Linked DNA regions of Homo sapiens: region 2 is linked to region 1. A link is an interaction called in ENCODE POLR2A ChIA-PET data of the cell type or tissue named here. Cell type or tissue: endothelial cell of umbilical vein. All regions are shown on one strand. Each heading gives the region's core, and the rest is flanking DNA. Links, peaks and the distances in the headings are about the cores only. Region 1 has its middle 7.4 kb from the start of LINP1. Region 2 overlaps LOC105376387 (a long non-coding RNA gene).

Evidence for each region. Peaks named below come from ENCODE experiments on the same cell type or tissue, not always from the same donor. Only the 100,000 strongest peaks of a DNase experiment are listed, where the experiment ranks them.
Region 2: POLR2A ChIA-PET joins it to region 1 with 6 read pairs; 2 of 35 experiments call an interaction of 5 or more read pairs at or near these places.

What each region holds. Positions count from the first base shown.
Region 1 is chr10:6,727,766-6,732,168 of GRCh38, reverse strand. No RefSeq gene overlaps it. Among named protein-coding and RNA genes, the nearest start is that of LINP1, 7.4 kb to the left of the region's middle. In endothelial cell of umbilical vein, for the core only: no CTCF peak of the experiment used is centred there; a DNase peak (open chromatin) is centred at 2,028; H3K27ac peaks cover 1,342 bases.
Region 2 is chr10:6,992,489-6,996,891 of GRCh38, reverse strand. All of the region lies in intron 2 of LOC105376387 (a long non-coding RNA gene), which reads left to right. Among named protein-coding and RNA genes, the nearest start is that of LINC02665, 100 kb to the left of the region's middle. RefSeq lists an enhancer at 1,784-1,953. In endothelial cell of umbilical vein, for the core only: no CTCF peak of the experiment used is centred there; no DNase peak of the experiment used is centred there.

The sequences.
Region 1 (4,403 bases), core at 192-4,191:
GCTGGCACAGAAAGACAAATACCACAGGGTCTCACCAACATGTGGAATCTAAAAAAGTCCAATTCAGAAGGACTCAGGTGGGTGCCAGAGGCTGTGGGGAAGAGATGGAGATAAAGAGATGTTGGTCAAAGTGTGCAGAGTTTTTGTTAAAAGGAGTAAGTTTTTGAGCTCTATGGCATATCGTGGTGACCATAGTTAATGATAATGTAATGTACATTTCAAAATTGCTAAAAGGGTAGATTTTAAATGTTTGTACCATAAAACAAAAGCATGTGAGTTTCTGGATATGTTAATTAGTGGGATTTAATCATTCCAAAATATACACATATATCAAAACATCATGTATATAATATATGCAATTATTATTTATGAATTAGAAATAAAATTTTCAGAAAACGGACAGAGTCCCGGGCAGGTCACTCTCTCAGCATGCAGAGAGGAGAGGCACCGTCAACGTCTGACCTTGATGGACCTTGAGGTCCCATCCATCCTTGTCTGAAGAGAAGGTGAGGCTCACAGGGCTCTCCGTATTCATCAGCCTCAGGTAAGACTTGTTTTTTTGTTTGTTTGTTTGTTTGTTGAAACAGAATCTCGTTCTGTTGCCTAGGCTAGAGTGCAGTGGCATGATCTCAGCTCACTGCAACCTCTCCCTTCTGGGTTCAAGCAATTCTCCTGCCTCAGCCTCTCCTGAGTAGCTGGAACTACAAGCATGCACCACCAGACCTGACTAATTTTTGTATTTTTAGTAGAGACGACGTTTCTTCATGTTGGCCAGGGTGGTCACAAACTCCTGACCTCAGGTGATCCGCCCACCTCAGCCTCCCAAAGTGCTGGGATTACAGGCGTGAGCCACCGTGCCCAGCTGGTAAGATGCTTCTTAAGGCAGAGAGAGACGAGGCAAAGGGCAAGGCAGTGGAATCAGGAGCAAGGTCTCTAGCGCCTTTCTGGACTGCATCAGTGACATCAGAGAAAGAAAACAAACTTCTGCCCATGCCAGGGAGCAAATAGGACCTCACATCACGGCCTCCGTGTTATCATGAGCTGGCCTGATGCTTCCAGCTAAGCCACGTGCTCTCCAGTTGGACAGAAATAATTTCCGAGAATGTCCACTCAGGCCAGATCATGCTAAATCCCACACATCTTCCACTCTTGCTAAGTAAGCAACTGCTGCATCTTTCCCAGTTCCAGCTTTGGTCTCCCTCTAGTCTGTCCTCCCTAGAGATGACAGATGTATTCAGATACCCCCTCACAGAATCACCCCTGGCCTCTGGCAACTCCCGACTAGAGAAAACCTCTGCTTCCTTAGACCCTCCCGAAAATCACCCAACCAAAGCCCAAGCCTGGTAGTAGGTCATTCCCAACATCTTCTTACTCTGAGACTTCCTGCAGTTCCCAAGCTGTGTGTGCTGTCTCACTGCAACTTGTAATAAACCCAACTTGTTCAACTACAGGTGTGTACCTGGTGGCTTTCGGCCACAGGGCAAGTGGTCAGTATGAGCTAAGTACCGTTCTCCAAGCTTGTTGAAATATTCTTTGCTGACTGACTACTGAACACTATCTATATCTGGAACCCCAAGCTATCTCAGGCCATACACAAGGTCAGGATCATGAGGTGATTCCACCCCTTCTGCTGCTGTTGTCCTCTGTCAATCACCTGCATCCAAAGCCATCTCCCGCATCACCAGTCAGGGATTTCCACAGCAAGCACATGTTCAATGAGCATCTACAGGCTAAGCTCCGGGCTAAAGCTTATGGAGAAAAGCCTTGCCCCTATATAATTTTGATTACCCACCAAGTACTAAATGTGGTGTGGACATAGTACACTTCTCATGTGGTCCCGAAAGCTTCCATCTGCAGAAAGTACAAGACGAACACATTCTAATAAACAGGAAGCTATGAACCAGCTACATCATCCATCAGCTCTTTCTTATCAGGGAATTGGCAGGATACATTAACAAAAGGGTAATTATTTATTAATGGTTACTTGAAACCTGGGCTTTCCACACCCGATTTCAAAACACACAGGGCCATTTATTTGAAGTGGTTTCCGGACTTTGATGGATTGAATATTCGCCCGTGCTGGCAAAGGCATACACACAGTGATGCTAACTAGAGTAACTATAGAAACTATCCTATCCTGATACAGCCTTAGAACATCTCTGAACAATCATCCGCATAAAGGAAACATCAAGGGAATAGAAAAACCATCTGGTCTCTATAGCTAGAACATTTGAACAGCTTGTAAAGGGAAAGAAATTGAAACCTCACAACAAAAAATCTGGCAGATGATAAACACAAGATTTTTGAGTTTATCAGCCAGTTGCTACAGACCAAGATCAATATACAAAGAAAGGACATGCTCATAACCCAGGACCTCCGACTGGAATGAAAAGACAGGCAGAAAAACCTGAAAGGTTTGAGGCTGATTACAGTTATACTACCCCGAGCCCACTACTCACAGAAAGCTATTTATTTTCTTTACAGATGATGGAAAATTCCAAACAGAATAAAATTATACAGAATGTTGCAAGAAAAAGCATTTCTTTGGGTGTTTCTAGCTCAGCTGCAAACAGGAGGTAGTGAAGTCCCACGAGGAAGGTGTGCTCTGTTGAAATGTCTAAGTCGATTGTGCAGTTTTGAAAGTCACTGCCAATCCAGAGATGATTTCAACCCAAGTTCTTTCGTGAAATAATAATTCCCAGCTCCTAAATAATTCCCAGCTCCTAAATCCCAGATCTGACTCTTTCTAAATGTGTCTTTTTCCTGTCTCTTCTTGCTCACCTCTTCTGTAGCCACAGGCAGTTTTCAGCCAACAGTTTGACTTCAACAAAGTCAGCAGCATCCTGAGTCAAACCTGGCTAGAGTCCCTCTACTCAGAGCAGTGTTGCATGGGTGTGTCACACAGATGTGCACAGTCACCCAGACCACAGGGCTTCTCTGGAATCTGGACGGGAACTTGGCTAGGGCTTGACCTGCTTCGGTTCACCACCTCTCTGCCTAGCCCTTTTCTATGGAATTTCCATCTGCTTCTCTACAGCAATGACTTGAAAACTGGCAACATAAGATACTAGCAACTCATTACTGAATAGGGCATTTTAATGTCTTTCAAAGTCCTTCTAAAGCCATTTAATGTGTGTGTTTAGGCATCTCTCCCAAAATAGAATGTCCTATTTTGGCTCCCCTTTTTTTTTCTCTACCTCCTAATCCCATCACCCAAAGGGAACCACTGTTAGTAGTTTTATGTGAGTCTGTTTATGGTCATCAAACATCTACTTAAGTTTCAAACCAAAATTATGTCATATCTTTTGTCATGTTCTACAACCTGCTATCTTACTTTACAATGTTATGAATGTCTTTGTAATACATTAATTGCAGGTGTACTTAAAGGTTGCACTGCTGTCCATTGCATCAAGATACCCTCAGATGTCCATTCAGTCTCCTAATTCCTCTCGATGATACAGTGTTGCAATCAACAGCTTTGAACGTGAAAGAAAATGCAATGTCCTAGTATGCTTGTAATTGTCTTATCTCCAAGATGTTGAGATAAATGTAGATAGTTTCACCTACCTACGGCCCTATTGCCTTCTCCCAGACATGAGCACCTCCCACTTAAGTACGAGGCTGAGCTTGGGAATAACTGCCTTTTACCCCCACATGTAATTGAGCACCAAGGGCCATCTTTTCTTGCTTTTCAATACTTCCCAAATGAATCCACTCTTTTTCTGTCTCTCCTCCCATCTTAAGCAACTACCATCTCTTACCTGGGTTACAACACCATCTGCAATGTGGACCTCTCTATTCCTCTTATGTGACTGTAATCCAGCCACATGGTGATACTGATCATACTCAATTCAACTATGATTATTCCCCTGCTGAGACCCTTCACAGGGGTCCGTGGTCCTTGGGATACAATAAACACTTCTCAGCATTCATTTCTCAGGTTCTTGTTTTCCTTCTCAGCCCTCTCTGCTGCCTCTTCCAACATGGAAGCCCACAGTCCAGGCAGGCATGTGGAACAACGTTCACCTCCTCAAAAGTGCCACTTTTTCTCCTCCCCTCAAGCGTCTGCACCTGCTGTGTCCTAAGCTTGGATCAATTTGCCATTTACTCATCTCCCTCAAGCCCCTGAGACTGTGGCTTTACGTGGAGTAAGTTCAAATGTTCCTCTCCTTAAGAAGTCCTTCCTGATCTCTCCTTTAGTCCAGGCTAGATCTTCTCCTCTCCCCTTCCCCCCTTCATCACTCATGACATTTTTCATAATTGCATGTTGATTTATGCATTCACCCTGCCAGGGGCCACTCTTGGGAAACCCTCTCCACAGGGCACTCTGGTCTCCAGTGATCCCCATGTGTGCAGATCTCTCCTTCTCATGGGAGCTAAATGAGAAGAGTAGACTTCTTAAT
Region 2 (4,403 bases), core at 268-4,267, 260 kb before region 1:
AAAAGCATGCAATTAATTTCTGTATTTCCCTTTTGACCTCAGAAGCCTCCATGTCATTTTTTATTTTCATCTATGTCTTTAAATTTTGTGCAACTCCTTAGGTCATGAAAGAGGTACCGTCCTATATCCTATGATAGCAGCCCAGCTGTGTGTTAAGACACAACCTAAAGAAAAGTTTATGTAGGGTGGGAGGCGGGAATGTAAATGTTGTTCACTGGCTGTGTTGAGCTGAATGTACCAGGCTTAGAAGTACAGTCCTCTGGATTCCAAGTGTGATGACAAAGAGAAATAGATTCAGATGTCAGTGAAGACAAAGGCATGTTTATTTAGACATACGTTTCAATGTCGTCTCCTGGGGAAAGCTTACTTCATGCTGCAGCCATAGGAAAGGGCTTGGAGGGTCTCAGGTGAATAAGCCTATATGCTAATTTACTAATTAGCTTCAGGGACTTAAATTTTACTCATCATGAATGCAAAATCTGATGCTTCCCATTGTGCCAGATGCTTTCGCAGATCAAACCCTGCAGAGAGGAATAATTTTTCTCTTGGGGAGGAATTTTATAAGCTGTTATATTACCTTCTACATTGCAACGAACCTCTTCTGGATCCATAAGTTTTGTAACTTAGAATTTTTTTTTTTTTTTTTTGGCATTGCGGTAAAAGACAGATAATCAATTCAATTCAGACATCTACTGAACACTTGCTCGGTTTCCACCTGGAATCTGAGCTCCTGACACAGGAATTGTCTTACCCATTTTTGCAACTGCAGCACTAGCTACAGTGCCAGATAGATAGTAGGGCACCAAGAAATATCTGTTACGTGATTGATGAATCATTGAAGAGCAGAAGGGGAAGCTGGTGGAATCATATCCTGCCTTTGTCTCCGTCCATGAGGAACTCACAGTCTACAGCAGGGATCACACAGTGACGTGTCTATAGGGCCAGGAATGTAGAAATGAATGAGTGAAATGAATTGAGTAGAAGAAAAACAAGCTGCCAGAAATATAGTCAATCTTTCTCTATTTTTAAAGATGTATTATTATAAGGTCATAACAAAATATGTGTAATAGTAGAGAATATGTTATCAATTTGAAAGTAAAAGTTAAAATAAATGTACTTAATATGTCTTATAATATATTTTAATACATTTTAATATGCAATTCATTAAAATTTTTATTTATGCTTTATGATTTTTAATTTTGTCATTCATCATGCTTTTGACTAGGATATAGAAACATGACAGTTCCTTTTTACTTTTTTGTCCGAACGTGACAATGTCAGATTGTGTGTTCTGTGTAAACCAGAATTCATCCTTAAACCTTTAACAGTCAGTGACATGTAGTTTTCTGCGGTTTCATAATGAAAACCAGCTGTTCACAAATATAGGTATTTTAATGTGGATAGATTCTTGCACAGTGATTTTCATTGTTAAAGTAACTACTCTTGAGCTATTTGTAAAATTCTGCTTTTCTAACATCATTGTAAAATTTACTTTTCAGTGAAGTGTAGTACAGTAAATTCCATTTGTAGTTTTTATTCAAATTACATTAAATCAGAGTGTGAATTGAACCCTGTAAGTGCACTGCATAAAGTTTGAAATCTGAGATTTTTTTTTCTTTTGCCATTCAGTCTTCAGATCTACAGTTTTGGAAGTGTTTCATTTGCATTTCAGAAAATTGGTTTGAGAGGGAAACTGAGTGGTATGACTTCTTTTAAAATGACATGTGAACAACTTCGTAGGAAGTTAAAATTTCATGGGACGTGTTAATGTCAACCCAAAAGGCTAAACCTGTATTCATGCTTTGCTGGTGAAAGGTGGTGAGATGTTTTTCTTTGTATTGAAGTAACATGCCTATTTTAGCCAAAAATTGATACAAATCTCTTTGTCACCTGGCACAACCAGATCATCTGACCTCCATGTTGTAACACCATGCCACACTTTGAGTCCAATAGGTATAATCTGTCTCTGGTTGTACATCTAGGGGCAGAGAGTGTTCAAGATGTTGCACTTCTTAAAGTTTTATAATAAACTATTATTCCTGAGTGAATGATTTAACAGCTAAATACAATGCCTTTGCACACTATTAACATATTGCAGTTAAGTACGCTAGCAAGTCTAACTCTGACCTTGACCGTAGCTTATCTGTAGTTCAATTTACTAATTGGGACCAGTTCACATTAAATTTTCCAAAACTTTTCTCAACACAACACAACATGTCATGTCCTGATATGTGTAGCTGTCACTGGTACCATGTCCAGAGGTTTGGTCATATCAAAACTCAATGGAAAAGATGAACAAATACAACTAACTGGCAGCTATCATCTGTGCTTGCCTCAACTGTAATAGAAAATATCATATAACTTATCTATTTTTAAGCAACTTGCCCTGAAAATTCTCAGCTTTATTGTTAGAATTCAGAACAAAAGCAACTGTGGTTAGATTTATAAATGCTTCTTTCTTTCCCATACCTAGCCACCTCTGTAGATGCTCGCTATAAACTCACCAACTGAAAAGGTTTTAATGCCTGGGCCAAGTTTTCACTTAATGTATAACTGTGTTCCCCAGCAGCATTGCTTATTTTACTCACACTATAAATAAACCTCTTGAAATTTTATTTTGTTTTTCATTTCATTAGATTTTTTTGTCATACTTGATTCAGGTGAAACTTACTGTGAATTGCTTTATATTGACTTTCTAAATTATATTCTTTTAACAAACTTTTTTCATACCAAACACTTTTTTTTATACTAAACATACAGGACTATTCTTTCATCTAGCAAAAAAGCGAGTTCTTTCCCATTCTGATTAACAGCTTTGGCCTCTTGGTGGATCTTGTTTTATCAACTCTCGGAAACGTGAATGCGAGATAGCTATCGTTTTCTTCCTTAAAAAGCAATAGGGAAGGCATGGTGGCAAAAGGCAAAAACGTGAGACCACAACCTTGGGAATGGCAGGGAGTGGCAGAGGCTGGAATACTGGGATGATGGTGCTTATCTGGGGGCTGCAGCCACTGTTCAGCCCCAGCCAGCAGCGGCCATAGACATGTAGGCTTAGGTTCTGCACATGAACTGCTGTTTGCAATAGTTACAGAGGTCACCTAGGAACAATTTGCAATATAAACAGTTCATCTTACTCTTAAATTTGTTTATATGTGTTAATTATTCATGCTTTTCCCTCCATATATTATTCATGCTTTTGTTTTCTATATTTTGATGCTTTGACATCTTGGGGTCTTGTTAACTTTGGAGGAACTCTTCCCTCGCCTATCCAGGGTTAGTCAATTCCTAGAGAAGGCAAACAACTCACCTATCAGCATACCTTTTGTATGCAAACTAGCCAATTATTTCTTCTTTTTTTTTTTTTTTTTTTCTTTTTGAGATGGAGTCTTGCTCTGTTACCCAGGATGGAGTGCAGTGGCATGATCTCGGCTCACTGCAACCTCCAACTCCCAGGTTCAAGCGATTCTTCTGCCTCAGCCTCCTGAGTAGTTGGGACCACAGAAGCCCACCACCACACCCAGCTAACTTTTTTGTTGTTGTTGTATTTTTAGTAGAGACAGGTTTCACCATGTTGGCCAGGCTGTTCTCGTGCTCCTGACCTCATGATCCACCCACGTTGGCCTCCCAAATTGCTAGGATTACAAGCGTGAGCCACCATGCCTGGCCCCAGCCAATTATTTCTAAGACCTCCTGTGCCCGATTCTCACACTCTGAGCCACTATCCCCTGCTCTAATCACCCTGATGCCAGGTGCCAGGCAGCTGTGGACAGGGGACTCCTATGAGATGTCCCCAGAGCCTGCTGACGTGTCAACTAGCTGATCCTAACCTGCTCACCTTGTCTCCACCATTCCTTCCCACGAAGACCACGATACAGGTTCTTGTCCACATTTTCACCCACTCTCTGCCTCCTAAGTGACCCAGGTGTCTCCACGTTACCCCCATAGCATGCCATACCTCTTCCTTTGGGATCTGTGAGTAACAAACTATCTTTTCGATGGCAGCTGTCTCCTGAACTGTCGCCCCCACCATACCTAAATAATACTAAAACTTCAGTTTTGAAATCATAAGAGACTAGCTGTAACACGAAAAGTGGTAAAAATTCTTAAATTAGCAACCAGATATAGATCCAACACTTGAATTGTAAATTATTTTATATTCATAAAAATGTTTAATGAGATTTATTTAAACTTTCTAAAGTTTTAACTTTAACATTTCTTAAGTGATTTTGAATAAATATTTTGATATTGATTAATCATGATTTGTATTTTAGAAGAAAATATGTTTTCTTATGGAAAACATGAAACAAATGATAGTTAAACTTTTTAACCTTAATTCATGTTTTTTTTTGTTTTGTTTTTTTTTTTTTATTGATCATTCTTGGGTGTTTCTCGCAGAGGGGGAT